Regions from separate parts of the Mus musculus genome. Here region 2 is linked to region 1. The links are chromatin loops, found by intact Hi-C in ENCODE. Cell type or tissue: left cerebral cortex. All regions are shown on one strand. Links, peaks and the distances in the headings refer to the core of each region. The heading gives the core; the rest is flanking DNA.

The links. A loop is a pair of places that touch in the nucleus more often than their neighbours do. Peaks named below come from ENCODE experiments on the same cell type or tissue, not always from the same donor. Only the 100,000 strongest peaks of a DNase experiment are listed, where the experiment ranks them.
Region 2: it touches region 1 in a loop (2.3-fold over the local background); 4 of 42 quality-filtered maps call a loop at or near these places.

What each region holds. Positions count from the first base shown.
Region 1 is chr1:182,134,565-182,147,103 of GRCm38, reverse strand. No RefSeq gene overlaps it. Among named protein-coding and RNA genes, the nearest start is that of Gm33725, 16 kb to the right of the region's middle. In left cerebral cortex, for the core only: CTCF peaks have their summits at 3,594 (motif pointing right), 6,304, 6,506 (motif pointing right) and 8,722 (motif pointing right); a DNase peak (open chromatin) is centred at 6,515.
Region 2 is chr1:182,281,830-182,294,368 of GRCm38, reverse strand. Degs1 (delta(4)-desaturase, sphingolipid 1) reads left to right here and starts at 11,568. Exons shown (of 3, transcript NM_007853.5): 1 at 11,568-11,747. The coding sequence starts at 11,666. In left cerebral cortex, for the core only: a CTCF peak has its summit at 6,355; a DNase peak (open chromatin) is centred at 6,305; H3K27ac peaks cover 406 bases.

The DNA of each region.
Region 1 (12,539 bases), core at 1,748-9,747:
CTCACAGTCCCAGGTGTCAAAAGGAAAAGGGGAAAGCAGTCTTCTAAGATGTCCCTTGGGAACCACACGTACACATGCTTACTGCTGTGACACTCCCTTGGGGAGCCCACACTCACACTTGGGTGAGTCTTTCTTTTTTCCTTACCCCACAATGTCCTAGCCTCAGATATCTTTAAAAAGATCTTCAACACTGCTTCAAACTGCCTGGGCCTGAAATTCTTTTTTTTTTTTTTTTTTTTTTTTTTTTGGTTTTTCGAGACAGAGCTTCCCTGTATAGCCCTGGCTGTCCTGGAACTCACTTTGTAGACCAGGCTGGCCTCGAACTCAGAAATCCGCCTGCCTCTGCCTCTGCCTCTGCCTCCCGAGTGCTGGGATTAAAGGCGTGCACCACCACGCCTGGCTTAATTCTTTTTTGCATTGAAGCCACCAATCCCAGTTTGGCCTGAGTGGAGGCTCCTAAAACATTAGAGGAACTCTTAAGGTTATTCAGGGTGACAATGTGTAGCCCTGTCTCTGTCCCCTCACCGCTGACAGCATGCTCAGAGGTGAGGTTTACAACAACTCAGCAAAAAGGAACAGGGCCATGGTGGCAACATTAGGGTAGCACCTATGGACTCCGCGTTTGTGCCTGTGTTCACAGTTTGCATTCTTGGCCCCCAATGAAAGACCACCGAAGGGAGACCCTCACTCAAGTCTCGGGATAATAGTGGACCCTCCAAGAACTCAAGAGAGACTAAACTTGATGCAAACCACAGGAGGCTTTATTCGGGGAAAGCCAGAGCTCTGGGGACGACTCATATCCCATGCAGGGGTAGAAGAGTCGATCCCGAGGGGGAAGGGGTCCCAGTTTTTATAGGCCCTCAGGGGGGGGGGGAAGGAGAAGAGGGGAATAGGGGATTTCCCAATCTAAACAATGTCTATTCTAAAATGATTTCTCAAGAAATGGGTATGGGAGGGGTACAAGGAAAGAGTCTGGTGCAGATGCACCCCGGATTGGCCCCAGCTGTGGTTGCTGGGGAGATTTTCTGACTCTTTCTCAGCAACCAATATCACAAACACCTGGCAGTGAGGTGCAGCAGTGGGCACACACATGGATTCAAGGAACGGTCAGAACATTGGCAGACACATGTGTTCAAAGAGCAGCCAGAGCATTGTGCACCTCTATTTTTCTAAATCAGTGAAGCTAGTTCTGCTAACAATTAAATCTATTTTGCCAGTTTCAGGGCTTCTGTGACCTTTTACATTCTGTCAGGATCTTTCAGGCCATTAGCAGCATCTGGTCTTCATTAGCAAGCGGGCTGTGACGGCACACCCCTTTGATCCCAGCACTCGGGAGACAGAGGCAGGTTGTGTGGTCGAAGCCAGTCTGGTCTACAGATGGAGTTCTAGGACAGCCTGGACTGTTACACAGAAAACACCCTGCTCAGGCCTCCCCCTGGTGGGCTGTGGGCTCTGTTTAACTCGAGGGAGTGCACAGCCCTGTGCATGCTAACAGAACTCCTGCAGGACATCCTGACCACACACACACATAGAGACACACTCACACATACACAGGCACACACACTCACATATACACAGGCACACACACACACACTCACACACATAGACACACATATACACAGGCACACACACTCACACACACACACACACACACAGAGACACATAGACACACACACATATATACAGCTCTATATATACACACAGCCACACATGCACAGACACACACACACAGAGACACAGGCACACATGCACACACATATATTCATACACATTCAAAGAAGGGGAGAGGAAATTTCGTGAAAAATTACCAAACAGAAAATCCTTTAACCTGATAGCCCCTCAGTAGGCTCACAAGCCAAGAGGGAGCTCTAACTGGGTCATTGGAAGTCCGTGGGGATTTGTTTCTAAAATCCAGAAAGCTTCCCCTTCCGTACAATTTTACTATAACCAATTTAGAATGAAACTTAACCATGAGCCATCCTAACAGCAGCTCCAGGGTACACATAAGCAAGAGCTCTCAGCACTGCCCAGCCTGGCTCAGGAGCTGTTCAGGACACAGCAGCATACTAAGCTGCTGAAGACACGTGGCAGGCCCTAGCCTGCCTGGGCTACACTTCATCCTTTCTGTCACGTTCCACATGAGAGCCCACAATTCCGGTCCCTTTTCTGGTCAGATGCCCCTGTTCCTTCCTCCAGGCAGTGCGGAACAGCAGGTACACCATCTGCCAACCATCCTTGCTTTTGTCCTAGGAGACCCAGAACATGAAAGTGGGTTTAGCCACACCCTCACACCCTAAGTTCAAATGCGGACCCTCAGAGGACAGTCACTGAGAGCCTGATTCTCAGTCACAAAGAGGTCCTCCCAAGAGATCAGAATTCGTATGTGCTGGGTTCATATTCAACTTGAAAACAAGGCATTTCCTCACATCCTGCCTTTGAAGCCTGAGTGGACCTTTCTGGAAACCAAGGGGCCAGCTCCCTTTCGACAAGACACCGACTCACTGCTGGAGCACCTGGCCCCACCTCTGAGCTGAAAAGAATCAAGGCCCAGAGAGCACCAAGGACCTGCTCTTCTGTCTCTGATTCCCATCAGATAAAAAACAAAACAAAAACAAAAAAACTGCATCTCTAGCCAGGCGGTGGTGGCGCGCGCCTTTAATCCCAGTACTTGGGAGGCAGAGACAGGCAGATTTCTGAGTTCGAGGCCAGCCTGGTCTACAAAGTGAGTTCCAGGACAGCCAGGGCAACACAGAGAAACCCTGTCTCAAAAAACCAAAAAAGTAGAAGAAGGAGGAGAAGGAGGAATCAACAAGTTAATATGTAACATATAGTTGGGAATAAATTAGAGAAGAAATAATGCTGTAGTCAAAGGGTTTTTGAGTGTGCCCTAAAAAGGATAAGTGTCAGGAACTGTCTTCTTGGAAGCAGCAGTGTGGGGGGGGGGCTGCATCCTGTTAAAATTGGGGAAGCATGCTTCAGGGGAAATGTCAGGCAGTGAGAAGCAGGAGCCTAGCCAGAATGTGGTCAGTAACCATGAGAGCTAAAACAGCTCAGAGGGAGAAACGGTGCTCTCCTTTTAGTTGGAGTGTGCTGTAGTTTGGATCTTCTATGTCCCCCACAATGGCCACGTCTTTGTTTGAAAGCTTTGACCTCAGAAGGTAGAGCATTGTCCCGTGGTACTGTCGGAAGTGGTACAACCTACGGGAGGTACAGCATTGTGGAAGGAACCTTGGCCAGTGGGAAAATGAGGATGTTGGGACCCTGGCTTGCATGAGGGGAACAGCTTAGCTCCACCACTTGCTCCCATAATGCACTGCATTCACTGTTTCCCAGGCACCGTAAGTGCTCAGCTAACATATCTCAGACCTTTGAACAACTCAAGGAGTGAGAACCAAGCCAATCCAAAGCTTACAGCTACACAGAGGCAAAGAGAGGTGATTTCCTTTCCACCGGCCTCAGAGTGATGGTAAATGATGAAGCTAGAGCTTCAACCTTTCCAGAGCCCCCACTGACAGCAATAGCTGACTGTAGAGGGGTTTGGATGTCTGTCCACAACATAATGTAACTCCTGGGCCTTAAGCGACTTTGTCTCTGTCTCCAGCAGGCGGCGCCAAAGCAAGGAACAACTATGCACCTGACCCGCCTACGCTTGAAGTTTGGCTGAAAATGGAACTGGCACCAAGTCAAGATCCGTGTTCTTTCCTTCCCTGGATCCAAATAGAATGCGCCAATGGGAAGAGAGATCCTGGCTCCAAATAGAATGCACCAATGGGAAGAGAGATCCTGGCTCCAAATAGAATGCACCAATGGGAAGAGAGATCCTGGATCCAAATAGAATGCACCAATGGGAAGAGAGATCCTGGCTCCAAATAGAATGTGCCAATGGGAAGAGAGATCCTGGCTCCAAATAGAATGCGCCAATGGGAAGAGAGATCCTGGACCTGCCTGCCTGCAGTGAGTCCTACTAAGTCACAAAGCAATAAAACTCTGTGTCTTTGAATCCATTTCCTTCCCTGCATTGGAGGGAACCCAAGTCCCCCAAAGATTAGACGACCTGTACATCGTAAGCGCAGAGAACTCTCCACAAGTCAACCTATCTTGGATCAGAAAACTAAGAGTGGTAGAGCCGGAATCTCACTCACCCAGGTTTAGTCAACCTGAAAGAGCGTGGTGTTTTCCGAAAGGCGTGGTCGTGTTGTGATGGAGCTCTGTGCGGGTGCTGTGGATAGCGGTAGAGGTGAAGAAGGGGGAGGCGATGTCATGGTTGGGGTTTTAGGTTTTTTGCTTGGTGGTTTGGGTTGTTTGAGACGGGGGTGTAAGTTCGTCCTCAGGCTACCCTCAAACTCAAGGTCCTCTTGCCTCCACCTCCCAAGTCCTGCCCTCCCAGACCCGGTGAGCTGAGCTGTTTCCGCAGTTGCATGCTCCCACCGTGATGTTCTGTGCTCTCTGAAACAAGGAGCATAAACAGACTGCCCTGCCTTACAAGTTGATCCAGTTCAGGTATTTTATATCAGCGAACCTGGCTGACAGAGCCACGTTGGTCTCTCATACAATCTTTTCCATTTCAGTGACAGAATCTTTCAGTTATTACATGGGATATTTAAAAGTTCAATAGCTGATACCAGAGCTTTAAAAAAAAATTGTCAAGGTTCTGTCCTGTGGGAACTCAGGACTTTATTTAATTAATTTTATTTATTTATGTAATCCCTCCATGATTCACATTCCTCTTGCTGTAAAAATGATGGTGGTGATGATGGTGGTGGCAGTGGCGCAGAGTGATGATGACGACGACGATGACGACGACGACGACAACGACAATGGTGCTAACAATAACAATTCCTATCTCTTGGCACTGTCGGGGGTTTAGCTGAGTTAACAGGCTGAAGCTCTGAGTGATAGAGGCTGGCATACCACCGTGCCACCTCTGGCCTTGATGATCAAATCAATCCTCAAGCGAGTTGCTCTTGGAGGGTAGAGAAGGGGTTTATTCACCCAGCTGTTTGTTTTGGTGTGATTCCCAACCTTGTGCTGTTCTCCTGCTCCTCTCGTTCGCCTCTCCGAGAAAGTGTTTGCTCTGACATCCTGGTCTGCTCCCAGGATCTGCCCCACTGTCCAGGTGGTAAACATCCCACAATGTTTGTGACACACGACCCATTCCTCTAAGGTATTGATGGCACGTATTGGGAAGAGAGGGTGCGTCAGAGAGGTGTTCTAGAGGAGGCCATTCGGGCCTTGGTACTGTCTCCGTGGGGAGAAAGGAACCTGGGGAGAGAAAGGAGGAAGCACAGAGCGCGGACTTGGCAGCTAGAGAGGGCACAGGCACGGTGACACACGGGCCACTGAGCCCACTGCCTCTGTGCGCTAGCCTCGAGGGCTAGGGTGACTGATGAGACGGCCAGAAGCGGAGATCCGGAGAGGGCTCCAGTTGGGACTGTGGACTAGAATGGCTGCTACGTGTTCCTGGTGTTTCCTCACAACATGGCAGTCATTGACTTCTTCTGTGGTGGCTCAGGGACCCAGTATGAAAGGGATTGAAGTCACAGCCAGTGAGCATCATTTATCATCCAGGACTACGATCCTTGCAGCTCTGGCTTTCTGCCTTAGCAGTGGAAGCCAGCAGGCGCCGGCCCAGATACAAACTCAGAGGGCACAGAGAATCCCTGGCAAATACGTTGCTTTACTGCGTTCTGAAAGTCTCCGACCCACGGTCATGTCTATCCCGGAGTCTCTCTGGCCAACCTGGCCCCACTGTACCCCATCCTTCCTGCCCCTGTGGAGTTCCTAGAAGACACGCAAGCCAGATGAGTCCCCTGTGTCGTCCCCCCAGTGTCCTGTTACTGGGAATCCCAGCCCTCGCTTCCTCTAGGGTCTGCATGAGCACACTCCTCCCTTCCAGCTCCTCACCCTATTGTTCTGGGGAATGGCACATCACCCACTCTGAGGTCTCCACACTTCTGAGCTTCCTCACCAAATGTTCCTCTCCCCCAAATTTGAGCACAGTGACCCTGTGACCTTTAGGGATCAGCTTGGCTCTCCTTCACAGATCTAAGTGAGATTCCCCAACACCCAATGTTCTCTCTCCAGGACTGAAGTTGTGTGTGCTCGCTTACTGGTTTATTGTCTGCCTCTTCAGTGGCTCCCTGGGGAAGAATTCTTACCTTCCTTGTATCCATGGGGACCACCACAGTGCCTTGCATACCTTGGTAAGCCATAAACAAATGCATGAACAACGGCTTCCATATGGAAGGTAGTGGTGTGTGATTGTAGCTCAGAAAGACATCTACCCTCCTTCGTAGTAGGAAGTAGGAAAAGCAACATTGTCCAGTGTTAGGAGCAGTTTTCCAGTCTGGCTCTGCCGCCTGGCAGCTAGTTTTGGAAAATTCACCTCCCAGAGCCTCATTTGTTTCTGTTGTTGTTGTTTTACTTAAGTCCAGTATCTCATGGCTGTGTCTTGGGTTGCTCTGGGAACCCTGTCTAGAGTGAGGATGGGCTGCAGTTCCTGCTGTACCCACTAGGTGGCGATATAAGTGTGTTCTGAGCCCCACCCGGGGCCCCAATCTGCAACTCAGAGCCTTGAGGGAGCAGCTCATTTGGAGCAGTCACCTGGCTTATGCCAATGCCAAGGGCGGTAGCTGGATCCGTAGGAGGCTTCTGCCTCAGAGGGCTCGAGTGGAAAATGGCTAAGGGATGGTCACCCTGTTTAGCCAGAAGTTACTTAGAAGGAGGCCCCTTCCTGATCTTTTCTGACTCCAGAATAGCTTTCTGGCCGCTGATCTATCATTTTGTAAGCGAGCCAAGGTTGGGGTCAAGCTGCACCGGTCTTCCAGCACCGTTACAGCCACGAACCCAGCTCACCTCTCCCTCTCTCCAGCTCAGTGGCTCCTGTTCTCCCTGAGACTTTCGGGTGCCCCACGCCTCAGGGTGGCTGGATGCCTGCCCTGCCCTTGCCAGGTGGGCTATGCTAATTTCCCCAGCCAGCCTGGCCAGTGGGATCAGCATAGCCCAGCCCACGGTCCTAATCGCCCAGCCTGGACTTTGACTGGGGAAAGGCAATACTGCCTGGGCCAACCTCTTTCTCAGCTTGGGCAAGATCTGTCTCAGACTGAGTCAAGGCAGTTCCTGCACCTTGGAGCCTGTGTGCTTCTGCAAAGTTGGTTTCTCTTGGGAGTGAGACACACGGGTCGCCAGCCACTGGAGAAGCAGGTGGGCAGGTGGGGCACCAGCAAGGTCACAAATGTCCTCAAAGGCATAAGGCCCAGGTTACATACAGCTTCACCGACATGGGCAAGGGACCTGCCGTGTCTCCAGAAATAGGGATTCACAGGGACACTGTCACCCAAGTCTCCTTCTCGCAGGGACCCTCCAGTCCATAGGAATAGTAGGTCTAGCGGGAACATGAGCCAGGACCCCTCCCTGACCCCCAAGGCTCAGCACCCAGAACCAGAGGGGAACTGTGAGCACATGTGCAAATGGTTTGGACACACATGGCAGCCACAAATGACAGGTGTGGCCAGTCTACCACAAGAAGGGGAGTTCACAAGCGAAAGCATACGCCATCTTTCACAACAATGACGCCACTCATTCCCAGTGACCGTCAGACTGAGCCTGTCCACAGTCTCTTCTACCTCTTTCTTCGACAAACATCAGAATAGAGAGAGAGATACTTTCAGCCCAGGGAAACAAGCTCTTTGAGGACATCCCAACACTGGAACCTGGCAGCAGAGGCTGCTGGAGAAGGCTTGAAGCAGCCCTTGGGAGGTGGAGTGGATGGCTCCGAAAGGCAGCCTGTACACGTTTGCATGGCCAGTCTTCCTCTATGCTGGGGTGATTGTGTGTAGAATGCTTCAGCCATGAATTGAAGTGCTGGCACTAAGGGACCATGGTGGCAGCTCAGATACCACAGTTCCCCCCACCCCAGGGGGCTGCTTGATTAGCAGTGAGCCCAACCCTCCCAGAGATGAGAGATGGGGTGGGTCCCCCTTCCCACCATCTTTTATTTTCCCAATTCTGACTCCAACATGAAAGATCAAGTACACACACTCAATCAAGCATGCACATGTGTGCAGATGCACAGTGTATTTGCACACACACACACACACACACACACACAGTTTGATACAGCTTTACAAATCCAGACCCCAACAACCTAGTGGGAAGAGAGTGGCAATTCAAGTCTGTAGAAAATACAGATGAATAGGATTTGGCCAGACAGAGCAGGAGACACTACAATCACATTTTAAAAGATTTTAATGTATATGAGTTTTTTACCTGATATATGTAAGGACATTGTATGAGTGCTTGCTGCCCTCAGAGCCCAGAAGAGGGATTGTGAGCTCCTTGGAACTGGAGTTATGGATGGCCGTGAGCTGTCATGTGGGTGCTAGAAATAAAACCCTGGTCCTCTGAGAGAGCGGCAAGTGTTACTCCTGAGCCTTCTCTCTAGTTTCACAACCACATTTGTTAAAATATTGTATATTAGCCGGGCGTGGTGGCGCACGCCTTTAATCCCAGCACTCAGGAGGCAGAGGCAGGCAGATTTCTGAGTTCAAGGCCAGCCTGGTCTACAAAGTGAGTTCCAGGACAGCCAGGGCTACACAGAGAAACCCTGTCTCGAAAAACAAGACAAAAACAAACAAAATGTTGTATATTATTTTTCATTTATGTGTATGTGTGGGGGGTTGTGTGTTTGTGCATTTTGGTGCAGTGCTCATGGAGGTCAGAAGAGGGCGCTGGATCCCCTGAAGCAGGAGTTTAAGCTGATAGACAGCAACCTGACATGGATTCGTGGATCTGCTTTCTGTGTTCTGTCACCTCACCTAGGTCAACCAGGATACACGCTCCCAATCCCCAAATCTTCCTGAGTCCTCTGGTCAGGGGCAGCCCCACGCGGCATTCTGAGCCCAGGACTGACAAGAGCCGTCTTTCGCCATCTGCCTGCTCCCCGAGTCATCATATATTACCGCTTTATTGCTACAGACGATTCATTCTCTGACCCGTTAGCTTTTAAAGGGCAGATTTAAAAGAATACAGTTCGTGCTGTAGTCTCTAATAAGGTGACATAAATACACTCAGATGACATGTGTGGGCAAGCCAGAGGCAGAGGTCGCACAGGCTGATGGATAGAATCTTTGGGTTCATTTCCTCTATCCCCAGGGCATTATGGAGCTGAATGTAAGGGCTTCCATTTTCCCCTCAGTGACGACACCATCCTTTATGGAGTTCATCTGGGGGCACTTTAGGGCCATTAATCTTCAGGGCAACCTGACACTCGATTCTAGGGGCTACTGGCTAACAGATGGGGGACTCCCTTAGGGTCCCCAGCTGAATGAAGAGAGGGTTGGAGTCTGTAAGGCTACACATCTCAGGTTCAAGGTCTGCATCTGTGAGTAGGTGCTGACGGCATCTGCCTGCCCTTCACATGGGAACTCAAGAAGTTCCCGCCCAGTTAGAAGGTCACTGGAGCCTGGCCACCATCCTGGCTTCTCGAGGCTGAGCAAGTTCGGTATGACCATCATCATCTGCAAGCCAGCTATCTGAAAAAAACACCCGTGATTCTGATGTCGCTTATAAATATCCCACAGGAGCCAATGCGGTGTGAGGAGACTGTTCCCAGGAAACAGCTACTTAGAGGGAGCCTGCAGGGCGGGTGGGGCAATGACCCAAGGCCTAGTTTCTTCTGAGAGCTGTCTAGGAAGTTGCACATTCCTCTGAACTTCACCGTCATCGCTGCCGCAGCCTCCTCCTCCTCTGCTACCTCTGCTTCCCTGCTGCCGCCGCCGCCGCCTCTGTCGCCGCCGCCACCGCCTCTGCTGCCCACCATCGACAGAGCCTGAGCAGGGGGAGTCTCGCGCAGCTTGGGCTTTGGCTTTCAGGGTTCTTTGCTCAGTCTGCCATCACGGCTGGTTCCCAGCTTCAGTTGCCAGACTCTCAGAGTGACATGTTTTAACTGCTCATTAACTGTGGGCTTCAGAGGCAGTGACCCACTAGAAAGGGAGATGATGTGGGCTGGAAGGACACCGTCCTGTGCTGCCCTCAAACCCTGGGTTCTAAGTGGGGCCTCTCGGCCAATGGCTTTTCTTAAAGCCTCAGCACACCTACTCATGTTGTCGTCGTCGTAGGAGATGGTGTCTGCCACTGAGGCTGAAAATACTGAGACAGCGCAGGGAACACCTTGTAAGAGCTTACTAAAGAACACTAGCACACACACATGCACACATACACACATGCACGCACACATGTACACACACAACCACCAAGTGGGGTTGCTGTATTAAGTCCTGGAGGGTAAGCATACCTTTTTTGAATAAGCATTTTCTTTATTGGTATGTGAGCGTTTGTGTGGTGGTTGGTTCTTTTCTTCCACCACACTGGTTCTAGGGGCTGAACTGAGAGCATCCGGCTTCACCTTTACATGCTAAGTCCTCGGACCAGCCCCGGAGCGTCCTCCTCTAAGTGCTTCAAGGGAGAAAGGCTGAGTGAGACGCTGGCCACTGGTCACATGCATCCATTTAATAGGCACTTTTACAAAGCACTTACCATGGGCCAGGCCCTGAGGACACAGCAGGATGAAGTGCCTGCCTTCAGGACTTGACACTGTGGAAGGTTGGTGGGAATGGGTGGCCAGGACAGACAAGTTTAACATGACCGGACTGCGGGGAAACCAAGGCATGAAAGCTGCTCTCTGCTCTTCCCAATAGCCCATGATACCATCAATGACAGCACTTCTGCTGTCACCACATAAGCGGCTGCTGTGTCCCAGGGGATGCCAGCTATTTATTCTCTGGAGAGGAAATGGAAGCTTAGCAAGTGACTTGGCCAAGGCCAAGGTCCCTGGAGGTTGAAATGGATCCCGGATTCATCCCTTTTATTCATCCTTCATGCGTGTCAGCAGAGCAGGTCCTGGTACTGGGACAGGACCAGTCCAGCAGGGGGAAAGCAGCATCGGCAGGCCTGAGTGCTCTGGAGGGAGGGAGAGCCAGATGAGCAACCCGGGGCTCCAGGACATTTGAGAAGGTCCCCATCCACCTCCTGCATCCTTTCCGGCCCCACATGCCACTTCTGCCCCAGACCCAGAACCAGTGTCCTGCTCAGCCCTTCTGTCTCCCATCCAGGCAGGGCCCACCTTCTCTCTGCAATGCAAATACTTCTCTTCTGAATCCCTTTTGCAAGGGAGAGACTGAGGCCCACTCTGCAAAAAGACAAAGTGGCAACAACATACTTTGTCCCCACCCAGGGCTCTGTCTCCTGCGCCTCCCTGTCCAGCACTGCGAGTACTATAAGTCTACAATGGGGGCCACAAAGAGGTGGGGAGACAGGCGTCTACAATGGCAGCTGACAGTGAGGTTCATGACACAGCTCAGTGGATAAATGTGCCTGCTGCCAAGCCTGACAACTTTTGTTCAATTCCCGGGGCCTACATGGTGTAGACAGCCAACTCTTCCAAGCTGTGTGACTTCCACACACGCCTGGTGGTGTGGGCATAGCGACACAATACACAACCACAATTAAATGCAATAAAAATGTTACTACAGTAATAATGATGGACATTTGAGCAGGGCTACTATGTCAGGCAGGTGCCCACTGTATGCCAAGCATGAGGTCTGAGAGTTCTATGCCACAGTAGAGTCATCAGCCAGGCTACCTGAGCCTGCGATTGGTGTTCCTAGAGTTCAAAGCCTGGCTATGCAGTTCAGAGCCTGTGCCCACCCACCACCTGGGTTCTGCGTGTGTCTATGTGGACTGGTCATATCTGACAAGCAGCCCTTTGTGCCTAACTCCCCTACTGCCCAGGTGACTTCCTGAGGGACAAGGGTGCTCAGGCACTGTCAGAAGTGGGTAGTCAGAGGGAATCTGGGGAGCCATTGCTCAGCTTTCCTATATACAAATATTTTACCATCTCAGGTAAGACTTGAGTGTGTGTGGATTTTGGTAACTGAAAGTGCAGTCCCACAAGTTCCAAAGGACAACTGTGATTCAAAACTTCAAAGTTTCTCTATAACAAAAGATATCTGTGATAGCCTGAATAGCCCAGAAGATTAATGACATCCTAAGCCCTAGAACCTGTGACCACATCTTTATAGGCCAAGACGAACTCATGATCAAGAGGCAAGATTATCCTGGGGCTGTCCTGGGTTGGCACAAGTGTCTTTCTAAGGAGACAAGGCAAAAGGAGATCAATGTGAGAACAGGTTTTAAAAAAAAATGTCAGTGCTGTGACACCATGAGCCTGTGACTGTGTCACAAAGCTGGGAGAGAAGGCTCAGTGGGTAAAGATGTTGTCACCAAACCTGATAACCTGAATTCAATGTCCACTATCCACATGATGGAAGGAAAAAAATCAACTCTGCAAGATGTCTACCCACTTTCCCCAGGCAGATGTGGAATGTCCACTCACACACACATATCACACACACACACACACACTGAAGGAGGGGGAGGGAGGCAGGTGGGCAGATAGGAAAGTTTCTCTCAGCCTCAGGAAGACCAGCTGTGCCACACCTTGGTTTTAGCCATTTAAGGCTCATTTCCAACACTGAAGA
Region 2 (12,539 bases), core at 2,585-10,584, 150 kb before region 1:
TAGGAGTTATTATTCCTTGGTTGTTGTTTTCATTTGGACTTTTTTTTAATTGGACGTTTTATTTGTTTACATTTCAAATGTTATTCCCCCTTCCCAGTTTCCCCTCTGCAGACCCCCTATCCCATACCCTCTTACCCTGCTTCTATGAGGGTGCTCCCCCACCCACCCACCCACACCTGCCTCACTGCCCTAGCATTCCTCTACACCAGGGCATCAAGTCTTCACAGGACCAAGGGCCTCCTCTCCCACTGATGCCAGATAAGGCTCCTTCAGCACCTTCAGTCCTTCCCCTAACTCCTCCATTGGGATCCCTGTGCTCAGTCTGATGGTTGGCTATGAGCATCTGCATCTGTATTGGTCAGGATCTGGCAGAGCCTCTCAGGAGACAGTTGTATCAGGCTTCTTTCAGCAAGCACTTCTTAGTGTCTGCAGAAGTGTCTGGGTTTGGTGCCTGCATGTGGGATGGATCCCCAGATGGGGCAGTCTCTGGATGGCCTTTCCTTCAGTCTCTGTTCTATTCTTTGTCCCTGTATTTCCTTTAGACAGGAGCAATTCTGGGTTAAAACTTTGGAAATGGGTAGGTGGCCCCAACCCTAAAACAGGTGGCCATGCTTAACCTCTGGATATGGTCTCGACAGATTCTCCCTGTATTTCAGCTAATGTCATCCCCGTGGGGTCCTGGGAGGCTCTTGCTTTCCTGGCATCTGGGACTTTCAGGTTGCTACCCCCAGTTCCCCATCCTCCGTTGCTACACACCTCTGTTCAATTTCCTGACCCTTTGTGCATTTCCTCTATCTCCTCCCATACCTGATTCTGCCCCTCTTTTTCCCCTCCCCCTTCTCTCTTCCTCCCAAGTCCCTCCCACCCTCTACTTCCCTTGATTATTTTGTTCCCCCTTGTAAGTAGGACTGAAGCATCCACTCTTTGGTCTTTCTTCCTCTTGAGCTTCATGAGTTGTTTCGTGGGTATTCCATGCTCTTTGCCTAATATCCACTTATCAGTGAGTGCATACCATGTGTGTTCTTTAGTTACCTCACTTAGAATGATATTTCTAGATCCATCCATGTGCCTGCAAATTTTGTGAAGTCATTGTTTTTAATAGCTGAGTAGTACTCTGTCATGTAAATGAACCACATTTGCTGTATCCATTCCTCTGTTGAAGGACATCTGGGCATATACTCAGAAGATGCTCTAACATGTAATAAGGACACATGTTCCACTATGTTCACTGGGTCCCTCTTGGGCCAGGAATTTGAGCAAAAGTGGTGGTCTCACCTGTGCTCTCAGGTGTGTCAGCACTCCTAGGAGACCAGTTCTCTCCCAACAGAATTTCTCATTTGGACTTTTAACCCGAAGTGAACTACAATACAGAAATGGAGAGAAGACTTGTGATCCAGATCTTAATGCCAGAAGACATAGGCTATTGATCCAGATCTTGAGGAATAGTGGCCACAAAAAGCTTTGGCCCAGGCATGGTGTTACACACCTTTATTACCAGGAGACAAAGGCAAGCAGATCTCTTAATTCAAGGCCAGCCTGGGACAGAGAAAGTTCTAGTTGAAGAAAAGCTTAAGTCAGGGTATGGTAATACAGGCCTTTAATACAAGCATTCAGGAGACACAGCTGACCCGATCCGTGGGTCAGTCAACGAGGTCTGCAAGAGAAAGAGTGGAGACGGAGGGGCAAGAGACATGAAGAATAGAAACAAGACTGTCTGCTCAAGTCTCAAGTCTCGTTTATTGGAAGGCAACTATGGGTATATATAAGCACAAGCTGGGGAGTGCAGCTGGAGACACTTAACCACAGTCCAGGATGTATAGGAGAAAGACAAGATGTTATCAGAGTGTGTTCAGCTGTGGGGGGCTTCTTGCAAAAACATCAGGCTAGGAAAGCAAGTCTCTCATCAGGGTGGAAAAGGACCACCTGTAAGTAACTAGCCCGCGATGGCTGCAGAGATGACAGCCGCTTTCTGCTAAGAGTTGGCTCCCATGCAGATCTCTGAGTTCAAGGTCAACCTACAGTGCAAATTCCAGAACAGTCAAACATAGGCAGTGAAGAAGTGGGAAAACAGGAAGCTGGTGATAATGTAACAGAACAAGGGAGTCATGTTGCAGTTCCAGAAAACAGCAGAACTCAGCAGCTTCAGCCATGTGACTCTGCCTTTTTTTTTTTAAGATTTATTTATATGAATGCATTGTAACTATCTTCAGACACACCAGAAGAGACCATCAGATCCCATTACAGATGGTTGTGGGGCACCATGTGGTTGCTGTGAATTGAACTCAGGACCTCTGGGAGAGCAGTCAGTGCTCCTAACTACTGAGCCATCTCTCCAGCACGGCTCTGTCTTTAGATTCATGAATATAAAGGACTACTGAGACAATTGATGCAGGTTAGCTGGAGCTAAGAAATTTGTGGTGATTAGGAAGAGACAGGAATCACTGAGGTGAAATCTTCTAAGATATGAAGATATGTATCTGAAAGTACAAAGAGGCTATGTTCCAGAGACAGCCAAGGTTGGACTTCATGCTAGTAGCTGAACTTGGTAATGTGTAAGAGCCTATAGAGCAGCTGAGGCTTGGCTCTGTGAAAGGCCAGGGAAGACCATTGGTGAAGGTACAGCCTCAGTTACAGTTGAAGGCCCAAAAGGAAGGGGTCATACAAAAAAAGTTGAGGCTTGGCACCATAGAGGGAACCTATGAGGGGCTATTGGTGAAGCTTAATTGCAGCGGTAGACCCCAGCATATTAGAGATGCCAGTACCATGGGATGGCCCCTAAGAAGAATGGCATTAGTAGAGTGGAATCAAACAGAGCCTAGAGTGCTACAGAGGGCAGAGCTGGAGATGTGACTCAAGCCCTTTGGAGGAGCCCAGAAGATAACATGTGGATCCCAGACATTGGAACAAGAAGCTGTAAAGTTGAAGTTGACTTGGGGACCCCAAGATATTAGAGATGCCAGAGCTGAGGGGTCTGAGCCAAGAAAAGCTGCTAACAGAGACTGGAGCCAGCCCAGGAGAAAGAAGTTTGTTGCAGTCAACAAAGATGAAAAAAAGAGTTGGAGATTTGAAGACCACACTTTCACATCAGACATGGAGATGCAGAGTTTGGAGTTAGTCATCTGGTTTCCTGTCTTTGGAGATTATAACTAAGTGATTGGATGAATCTCAGAAGAGACTTTGAACTTTGGACTTTTACATTGTTGAGACTGCTATAGTAAACTATGAGGACTTTTGAAGTCGGACTAAATGTTTTAGCATTTATTCTATGACTAGGTATGGTCCCCATAGACTCATGTGTTTGAACAACCTTATGGGGTGTAAGTGGGGGAAATATAATGGTTTGAATGTGCTTGGCCCAGGGAATGGCACTATTAGGAGGTGTGGCCTTCTTGGAGTAGGTGTGGCCTTCTTGGAGGAAGTGTGTCACTCTGGAGGTAGGCTTAGAGACCCAACTCTGAGCTTCCTGAAAACAGTCTTCTCCTAGCAGCCTTCAGATGAAGATGTAGAGCTCTCAGCTCCTCCTGCACCATGCCTGCCTGGATGCTGCCGTGCTCCCACCTCGATGATAATGGACTGAACCTCTGAACCTGTAAGCCAGCTCCAATTAAATGTTGTCCTTATAATAGCTGTCTTGGTCATGGTGTCTGTTGACAGGAGTAAAACCCACACTAAACTAGCATATGAATAATATTTTTAAAAAGATTTTATGCTGTTCTATTCCACTAAAAAGGCTGGCTCTGGAGTTGAAATTGGGCCTGCCTGCTCCAGGTCTGAGCCTGTTTGTATAAAAGTTTTCTTCGAAATCCTTGTCCTGACTCTGTGAAGGAAAGTAAACCAGAGCCGCCCGGGGAGAAACCCGACGTGCTTGAGAACCGCCAAGAGGTAAACAATTTCCAGCCGAGGTCCCCAATGGCTACATGCAATCACAGATGTTTAACTCTGAGTGCCCTCCTCTCCTTGGTTTTATTTACTATCTTTGAAGCTTTTATTGAGATATCTTAGGGAATAACTATTGAAATGTACAGGGTGGGGTTTTGTTTGTTTGTTTGTTTGTTTTGTTTTTTGCATATATCCTTAGAATACTAGAATTTCCCTCAATGCTATCTGGAAATGGATCTGTTCCTTAGGATGTTCCTCCGAGCCCCTCTGGGTCTATGGGTCTGCCTCTTCTCGTGGGTAAAACTCTGACTTCTTGCTCTGAACCTAAAGGCAAGAGCAGCAATTACTTCCTTTCTGCAGGACATCCCTATTTTATAAAGCGTGAAGATTTATAAAGGGTGAGAAGATGAATCTGATTGTTCCCAGTCCAGCACTGCTGGTGTGGAGCCTCCACTGAATCAGGGCAGGGGGCGTGAGAGGAGCACTTGACTGCTTGGCTCCACCTCCCTGGAACTTAGCAACTGCAATTTGGACTCACTGGCAATCTTATCCCTCCAGGGAGATTGTAGTTCTTGGCTGAAAACTATTGGGGCTGGTCTGGTGGCTGCTATGTATTCCAATGCTAAAAGACTGTATCTCAAGATCTGGTTGTCCCCAAGAAGAGCAAATCCTCAAGTTCACCAATTTTTGTTGTATGAACCTTGCCTCTTAAATTTAAGAGTTTAATCTGATTGGTTAATAAAGATGCCCACAGCCGGCCGAGCAGTGGTGTCCTATGCCTTTAATCCTAGCACTTGGGAGGCAGAGGCAGGCAGGTTTCTGAGTTCGAGGCCAGCCTGGTCTACAGAGTGAGTTCCAGCTAGGACAGCCAGGGCTACACAGAGAAACCCTGTCTCGAAAAACCAAAAAAAAAAAAAAAAAAAAAAAAAAAAAAGATGCCCCCAGCGTGGGCTAGGAAGAAGAGAGGGGACAGAGAAAAGGTCCCCAGGCTTGGGATGTCAGGAAGGAACAAGGAGGTGAGATAGAAAGAAAGGGGGTCGCCATGGGGAAGCAGGAGCGTGAACGCATGGGCATGCGGGTTACCTGAAGGAACAGGACATTGCCTGGGATGCAGACTCTGTTCTGTCCAGTGGGGGTTGGCTCAGATGTCAGGGACAGTCACTCTCCTTGCTGAGATTCAACTTTTCTGAGATAAATATTTACATATTTTTCTGTGTATTCCCAGAACATTTCTGGAGACTTTTTATTTTCTCTCTCCCCATTCTGGGGGCATTGTATATCTTCCATCTGTGTAATGCACACATTTAGAATGCAGATGTACGCTCTATTGATCAGCCAGGTTAAACAGGGCAGGCTGTTTTCCCTGAATAGCCAAGATCTGTTTAGCCCCCATTCTTTGAGAAGACTTCCTCTGAATAAAGTCTACAGTATTTTGCAATGCAAGTATTTCCAACCTGGAGAGACCAAAGGAGCTGCATGCATTCAGGGTTTTGGGGGGTCCAAGGGATCAAGTTTGAAGTCTTCATAATGCCCAGACTGGAACAATACCCAGCACCATCAACCCTCACTACCTTCACCCCACCCCCACCCCCCACATGCTTAGAGTCTGGCACAGAGCAAAGCATTCAGGGAACCTTTCTGCACAGCCAGTGGTCGGCCCACTGTCTTTTCCCCCAGTTAGATATGTAAGAAGGCACGAAGACACCTGTTACAGATCCCAGAGTCACACCCAGTTCTGTATTATAGTTCTGCTGAAGGCACTGGGGTGGAGGGGAGGGGTGTTCAAAGAGCTTCTTATACCTCCACTCTGGAAGTGAGTTTCTTAAGCATGCTGTAGTGTGAGTTTGTCTGGAACAGTTGGCTGACTCTCTTCTAAAGGCCCCTTTGTTGTTGACAGCTTGGTCCTCAGCTCCTTAGGAAGCAGAACCTCGTTGATCTAGTTAAAAGTCTGGAGTTTCAAGCAAATTCTTGAAGGGATTATTAGAATCTCTGTCTCTTTGTGTCTCTGTCTCTCTTTGGGTCTCTGTGTCTGTCTGTCTCTGTCCCTCTGTCCCACTCCCCTTGCTGGCTGTCATGACAAGAGTCTCCTGGGCTGTGTGCTCCATGACATGCTGTGCTTCAGCAGATCAAGGAAGAATGGCTGAAAGCTGATGGAACGGTGAGCCACAATAAATTTCTCTACTTAGAACTGAACTCCTCTGTCGTATCTGTTACAGAAAAGACACATTTCCCACACTACCCCGGACAGTTTGCACTCACCCGTGGCTGCTGGTTCTCAGATCTGTTCCTCTGGATTTTCCTGCCCTGTGCTGCAGAAAGGCAGGCCTTCCGTGAAGTTTTTCATGGTCCCCCCTCAGCTGGATTCAGTCTGTGTTTGGTTAATGGGAAAGAAAGGGGAGCGAGAAGAAACCAGGGGTTTCTCCCATCCTCTCCCTGCGCTAACTCCTCCCAGCAGGCCCTCTGTGGCTCTGCTGTCACTGGGTGGTGCTGAAGTCCTACTGTCTCCTACTGAGGAGGAGGCCTTCCAACCCAGGGACAGTGTCCTCTCTGTCCCTTGTTTGGCTCTCAACCCGTCAGCTGCGTAATCCGCATGTTGTAATAGATTCCTTGTGTAGTAGATGAGTTTTGAGCAATGTCCTTCTGTTTTTCTCTAGTTAGATTATGACGGAGATTTTACAACATTCCCTGTTCTGCTAAATTCTTCATTTCATTCTTTTCTCCTGCTCTGCTGCCCATATTATCCTTACCAGTTCTTAGAAGCTCGTGTATTTTATCATGATTTAGCGTGTGTGTGTGTCTGTGTGTGTGTGTCTGTGTGTATGAGAGAGAGAGAGAGACAGAGAGAGAGAGAGAGAGAGAGAGAGAGAGAGATCCATGTTAGAGGACAATGTGTAGGTGTCATTTCTCTCCCTCCTTCCACCAGGAGAGTGTTGGGTATTGAACTCGGGTCATCAGGCCTGGCAGCAGGCTCCTTTGCCTACTGAGTCTTTTTTGCCAGCCCTTCCTGATACGAGTCCTTTGTTGACCACAGCATGAGAAATATCTCCCCACACCTTATGGTTTGTCTTGACTTTCCTTTGAAGTCCTGTTCTTCCGCAGTCTTGCTATAGAGCTGAGGGTGGCCTTGAACTCCTGATCACACGTCTACATTCTCAGTACAGGGGGGACAGATGTGCACTGCCAAGGGTGGCTTTCACATCCTACCTGCAGGTGATATCAGGATAGCATAATACTGTTCCCGCTGTGAGGCATTTAACCACTTGCTCTGGAATGAAGCCATCTTTTGATTACAGCAGAAGAGAGACAACCAAGGAGGGTAAGACAGCTGTGGAGTTCATAGATAACTGTGATGTCCACCTTAGATGTCCACCTCTATAAACCCCTCCTTCAGCTCCCTTCCACATGACATGCTGTTTGGCTCTAAGGCTGCCTTCTTTCTCCTACCAGTCAGAAGTAAATTCATTTACTCTAAGTATGAATTGAGTCTCAGTCTTTGGTCTTTCCCTGAGGATTTGAACACCACAACTCCATCAGTGACCTTCGAATAGATGGAGTGTTACCATTTTAACCTTGTGTAACCTCAGTTACATAGTGGCTTCATGGCCAGTGTGTGCTACATGAGACCCTGTCTCAACAACAAAACAAAACAAAAAAAAAAAAAACAAATAAAATCCATTTTTGAGACATTTGTATTCTAGGCTGGCTTCAGACTTACTAAATAGCTGAACTCGAACCCCTGGTCTCTCCGGAGCACCCAAGTGCTGGGATTGCACGTATGTGCCACCATGCCTGGCTTACAAAGTAGTTTTGTACATGAGTTTCCACCAAGTTGTCTTGCAAAATTCTTTTATTTTATTCCGGAAATGCAGTTGTTAGATTTCCTACATTGATGATGTCAAAGACAGTTAATTTTTATCAAACCAATTTTCTGGTTTTTGTTAAGGCCATCATATATATTTTTTTCTTCAACATACTTTTCCCCTTACACGGAGGGTGAATTGGGAGACAGAAGCATGAATAATTGTCTGGCTTTCTTGGGAAAACAAGAGAGTGTGAAGCTTCCTGGGTGACCCTCTTACAGTATGTAGATTAAGCAGTTAGATGAGCAACTAATTAATTGTTAAGTGAAGTATCTAAATCCACAGGCCTAAAGACCAACTTACAGAAGGCTGTTGAACCCCTCCTGGATAGGTAACTCAGCCAAGGGAAGGTGTTCCCCAGAGGCCAGACCCCCAGAAGGAAGAAAGAGGACTGTATGGGAGATAGGTTGGTGTGCAGACTCAGACTGGAGAACGTATGGCACACAGGATGCCAGCAGGCGACTGGGATGTAAGATGCTCTCAACTCTCTACAGGAGCAGTTCCCATAGGCTAATGCTTGCCAGTGTCATTATTAGATTTCAACTGAGTGGCTTTTGAAATGACATAAAAATAAACTGCTTAGCCCACCCTGGTGCGGCATGCTATAAATTTCAGCACTCTTGAGGCAGGCTGTCTCTGGGAGTTTGTGGCTAGTCTGATCTCCACAGAGGTTCCAAACCAGCCAGGGGTACATGAGACCATGGCTCAAAAGAAATACATTTTGAAAAAGAAGAAAAAGGAAAGGAAAGGAAAGGAAAGGAAAGGAAAGGAAAGGAAAGGAAAGGAAAGGAAAGGAAAGGAAAGGAAAGGAAAGGAAAGGAAAGAGGAGAGGAGAGGAGAGGAGAGGAGAGGAGAGGAGAGGAGAGGAGAGGAGAGGAGAGGAGAGGAGAGGAGAGGAGAGGAGAGGAGAGGAGAGGAGAGGAGAGGAGAGGAGAGGAGAGGAGAGGAGAGGAGAGGGCAGCTGGGTGGTGGTGCACACCTTTAACCCCAGCACTTGGGCAGCAGAAGCAGGAAGATTTTTTGACTTTGAGGAATTCCAGGACAGCCAGGGCTGCACAGAAACCCTGTCTCAAAACCAACCAACCAACCAAACAAACAAATAATGGAAACATTTAAATTATATGAAAGAGAGCTAGAGAGATGGCTTATCAGTTAAGAGCACTGACTGCTCTTCCAGAGGTCCTGAGTTCAATTCCCAGCAACCACATGGTAGCTCCCAGCCATCTGTCATGGGATCTGATGTCCTCTTCTGGTGTGTCTGCAGACTGCTGCAGTGTATTCACATACATGAAATAAATAATTCTTTTTAAAATTATATGAAAGAATGTGTCAAGTTCACCGTATGGCTGCTGGGAGACTTCTGGGAAAGCTATTTCTGTTTACTCCAGATAGAGAAACAGCAGCAACCCAAATAAATAATTCTATCCAGCTTGGCGCATGTCTTAGTGTTTCTGTTGCTGTGAAGAGACACTATGATCAAGGCAACTCTTATAACGGCAAACATTTAATTGGGGTTCAGTCCATTATCATCCAGGCAGGAAGTATGGCAGCATCCAGGCAGGCATGGCACTGGAGGGGCTGAGAGTTCTGCATCTTGTTCTGAAGGCAAGCAAGAGAAGATTGACCTCCAGGCAGCTACCAGGAAGGTCTTTCAAAGCCCACCCCTCACAGTGACATACTTCCTCTAACAAAGCCACACCTACTCCTACAAGGCCACACCTCCTAATAGTGCCACTCCCTGGGCCAAACATATTCAAACTACAACAGTGCACCAACAATTTCTTTGGTGATACTTACAGGAACATGAGTATCACCGGCATCACCAAACACCCAACTCCAGTGTGAGCTTGCATGGCTGGAGTCTGTTGCCCAACCTGCAGGCCGCTATACCCCTAAAGAGCCTTCGTTGCTCCAGGCCCTAGGCATATGTGTGTCAGTCAGAGGCCCTGTCATGGACAGAATTCACTTTCTGCTCCAGCCTTTTACAGTTTTAGGCAGTACCATAGCATAGCACAACACAATATAGCTAGAATATGTATTTTACTTCAGTTGTCTTATTTTCTCCTTTAGTGTGAACCTCTGGGAGAAAAGCACTATTATAAAAAATCATAGGGGTTTTGGGTTTTTTTCTTTTTATTATTTATTTGTTTAATTTATTTATTTGGTGGTGGTGGGTTTTGAACCCAGCATCTTACTGGGCACTTTATCATTGAACTCTGTCTCAAGTCTTTTATCTGTGTTGGGTGTGTGTATATGGAGGAGGCTGGGTTTTATCGGTGCACTTGCTCTGTAACCAAGGCAATCCTGGAACTTGTGATCTCTGCCTTAGGCTTCTGCTCAGTTGGGATCACACACAACTGGGCTAACATGCCCGGCAAGAATTTCTTAATACCTTCACCTACCCAGATGATACTTTAATTAAATAGCATCACATCAGGGGCTAGAGAGATGGTTCCGTATTTGAAGAGTTCCTACTGCTCTTGCAGAGTTCAGTTTCCAGCACCCATGGAAGGTGGGGTGTCTTTCAACGGCATGTAACTCAGCTCCAAGGGATCTGACACCCTTTTCTGGCCTCTGAAAGCAACTGCACCCAGATAGATAGATCTTTAAATAACATCACATCATTTTAACCCTTCAGAATAAATAAGACTGATACATCACAGCTGGCTAGTTTATCCTTTAAGTCCCTGTTAATTTGTTGGTTTTTTTTTTCTCCTTTATTAGAGAACACAAAATTCCCATATCGTTTCCTACAGTGAGATCTTGCTGATGGTATCCCATAGTTTAGCAGATTCCTCTGTAGTTTGTAGTTTTCTATACATGAGCAGTTGTACTTCCAAGACTTGTCAGACTTGGATGTCTGTCTCTCTGTGTCCCCACCTCTCCCGTTGTGGTATGCATGTGCAGTGGTGTGTGTCTGTGTCTGATTTATACTCATGACCACTTGGCTTCTTTAGGAAAGTCATCTGGTCTGCTAATCCCTAATCCTGTAATCTTAATCTTAATTAGCAGTTCCTTTCACTTCCAGGCTCCACGGAGAAGCCAGGGCTCTTAGTCCATCCACCTGCTCGGCCCGTGCTCCAACTCTGTGCCACACCTCTAATCCCTAAACCTCGTAAGTGAAGAAATGATAGGCATTTTGAAATCAAATCTCCCCTGCCTCCCACAGGAAGTTGCGGGTGATCACTTCTGTGACACGGGAAGATGCATGATTGAGCAACCATTAGTGTAGGGAAACATCAGAACCACCAACTCCACCCCATCTCTCCCTTCCCTTTTCTTTACTGCATTGTTCAGACAAGTCTGAAATTCCACTGGGAGGCAAGGGCAGGCCCACCGGCTGGAGGATAACCTAGGCTAGGTAGTGAGAACCTACTTCAAGAAACAAAAGCAAACATATGGGGCGGGAGGGGTGAGGAGGGGCGAAGACGGGAGAGAGGGGAGAGAAAAGCAAAGAGAAAAAAAAAACTTTTTTAAAAATTAGATTTTAGTTGCCACACACTCCAAATCTCTGGAGGTTTTAGTTCCAGAAGGCAACCAAACAGGGCTCGACAGATAATTTGCTATTAAAAGTTAAGCGAAATATGGGCTCGTTGCCACTTAATCAAAGCCAGTGATCTTCCGAACTCAAGGAGAGGTAGCCACCCCATGTACTCCACCCACTGAGGCGCTAAAGCGAGAGCCTTATCCAGCCGCAAATCTTTCCTTCTCTTTTCACCTTTTCCCAGGCTTCGTGAGCCTACAAGGTTCTTGGCTGCCGACCCAGGTCCCGCCCATCGCCTCCCACGAGGGGCGTGGTCATTGCGGGGCGTGGCCTGAGGCCCCGCCTCTGCCCGCGTCCCCGCGGCTTATCGACTAGAGCCGGGCCTCGAGCTGCCGCCGTCCGGACACGAGCCGGAGGCAGAGCGGGTCCACAGGCCGCAGCCATGGGTAGCCGCGTGTCCCGAGAGGAGTTCGAATGGGTCTACACGGACCAGCCCCACGCCGCCCGGCGCAAGGAGATCTTAGGTGAAGACTGGACCCCGTTATGTGCGCGTGGCCGCGTGCGGGCCCTGAGCGGCCTCCCGTGCGCGCCGTGCGAGCGCGGCCTCCGCGGCCCCTTCCAGCCGCTCCGCTGCTTGGCCGCCGGCGCGGGCTCCGGGCGGGCGGGAGAACCGAGGGATGAGGGATCAGCGCGCCGCCGCTCGCTGCTAGCCCTTCGATGGTCATGTGTTGGAGGCCTCCGCCGGCCTGTGAGCTGAGGGTCCCCAGGTAGGGCGATCCGGACTCGCCCCTCCTGCTCCGACAGTCGAGGGTGACCCCCGCTCCTGGTGGAGCGGTAGGCTCGAGCCCGGACGCCTGCTTGGCTCAGGGCGTGGTCCAGGGGCATCCCCGGCCCCGGGAGCCTCAATCACGTGGTCCAGTCAGCTGCAGGCCTAGCGGGGGACCAGGTTCGGGTGACCCTAGGCTTCCCAGACCGGATGGCTCCTGTGAGTTTTTATTCCAGTGATCTGCGGGACCGGCTGCATAGGAAAGGCGCGCAGCTTAGCCTCCCGGACCTTAGGACAGGCTAGGCCTGATTTAGGAGAGTATGGGGGGCGGAGGGGGGGTTTCCACGTGAGATAGAGAGGTCTCTTATCCCACGTAGGCTGCTCTTAAGAATAAGGACAAATTGTTGGGTATGAGCTTTGCATATATGAACCAGTTCAATTTTTCCTTTCCAGTACTTTGCCTGAGCCGGCATTTTAAAAGATGAAGTAATGTTTAAGAAGATTCCAACATCTTCATAATTAGACTGCAGCCAAAGAGTCTGCCTTTTTT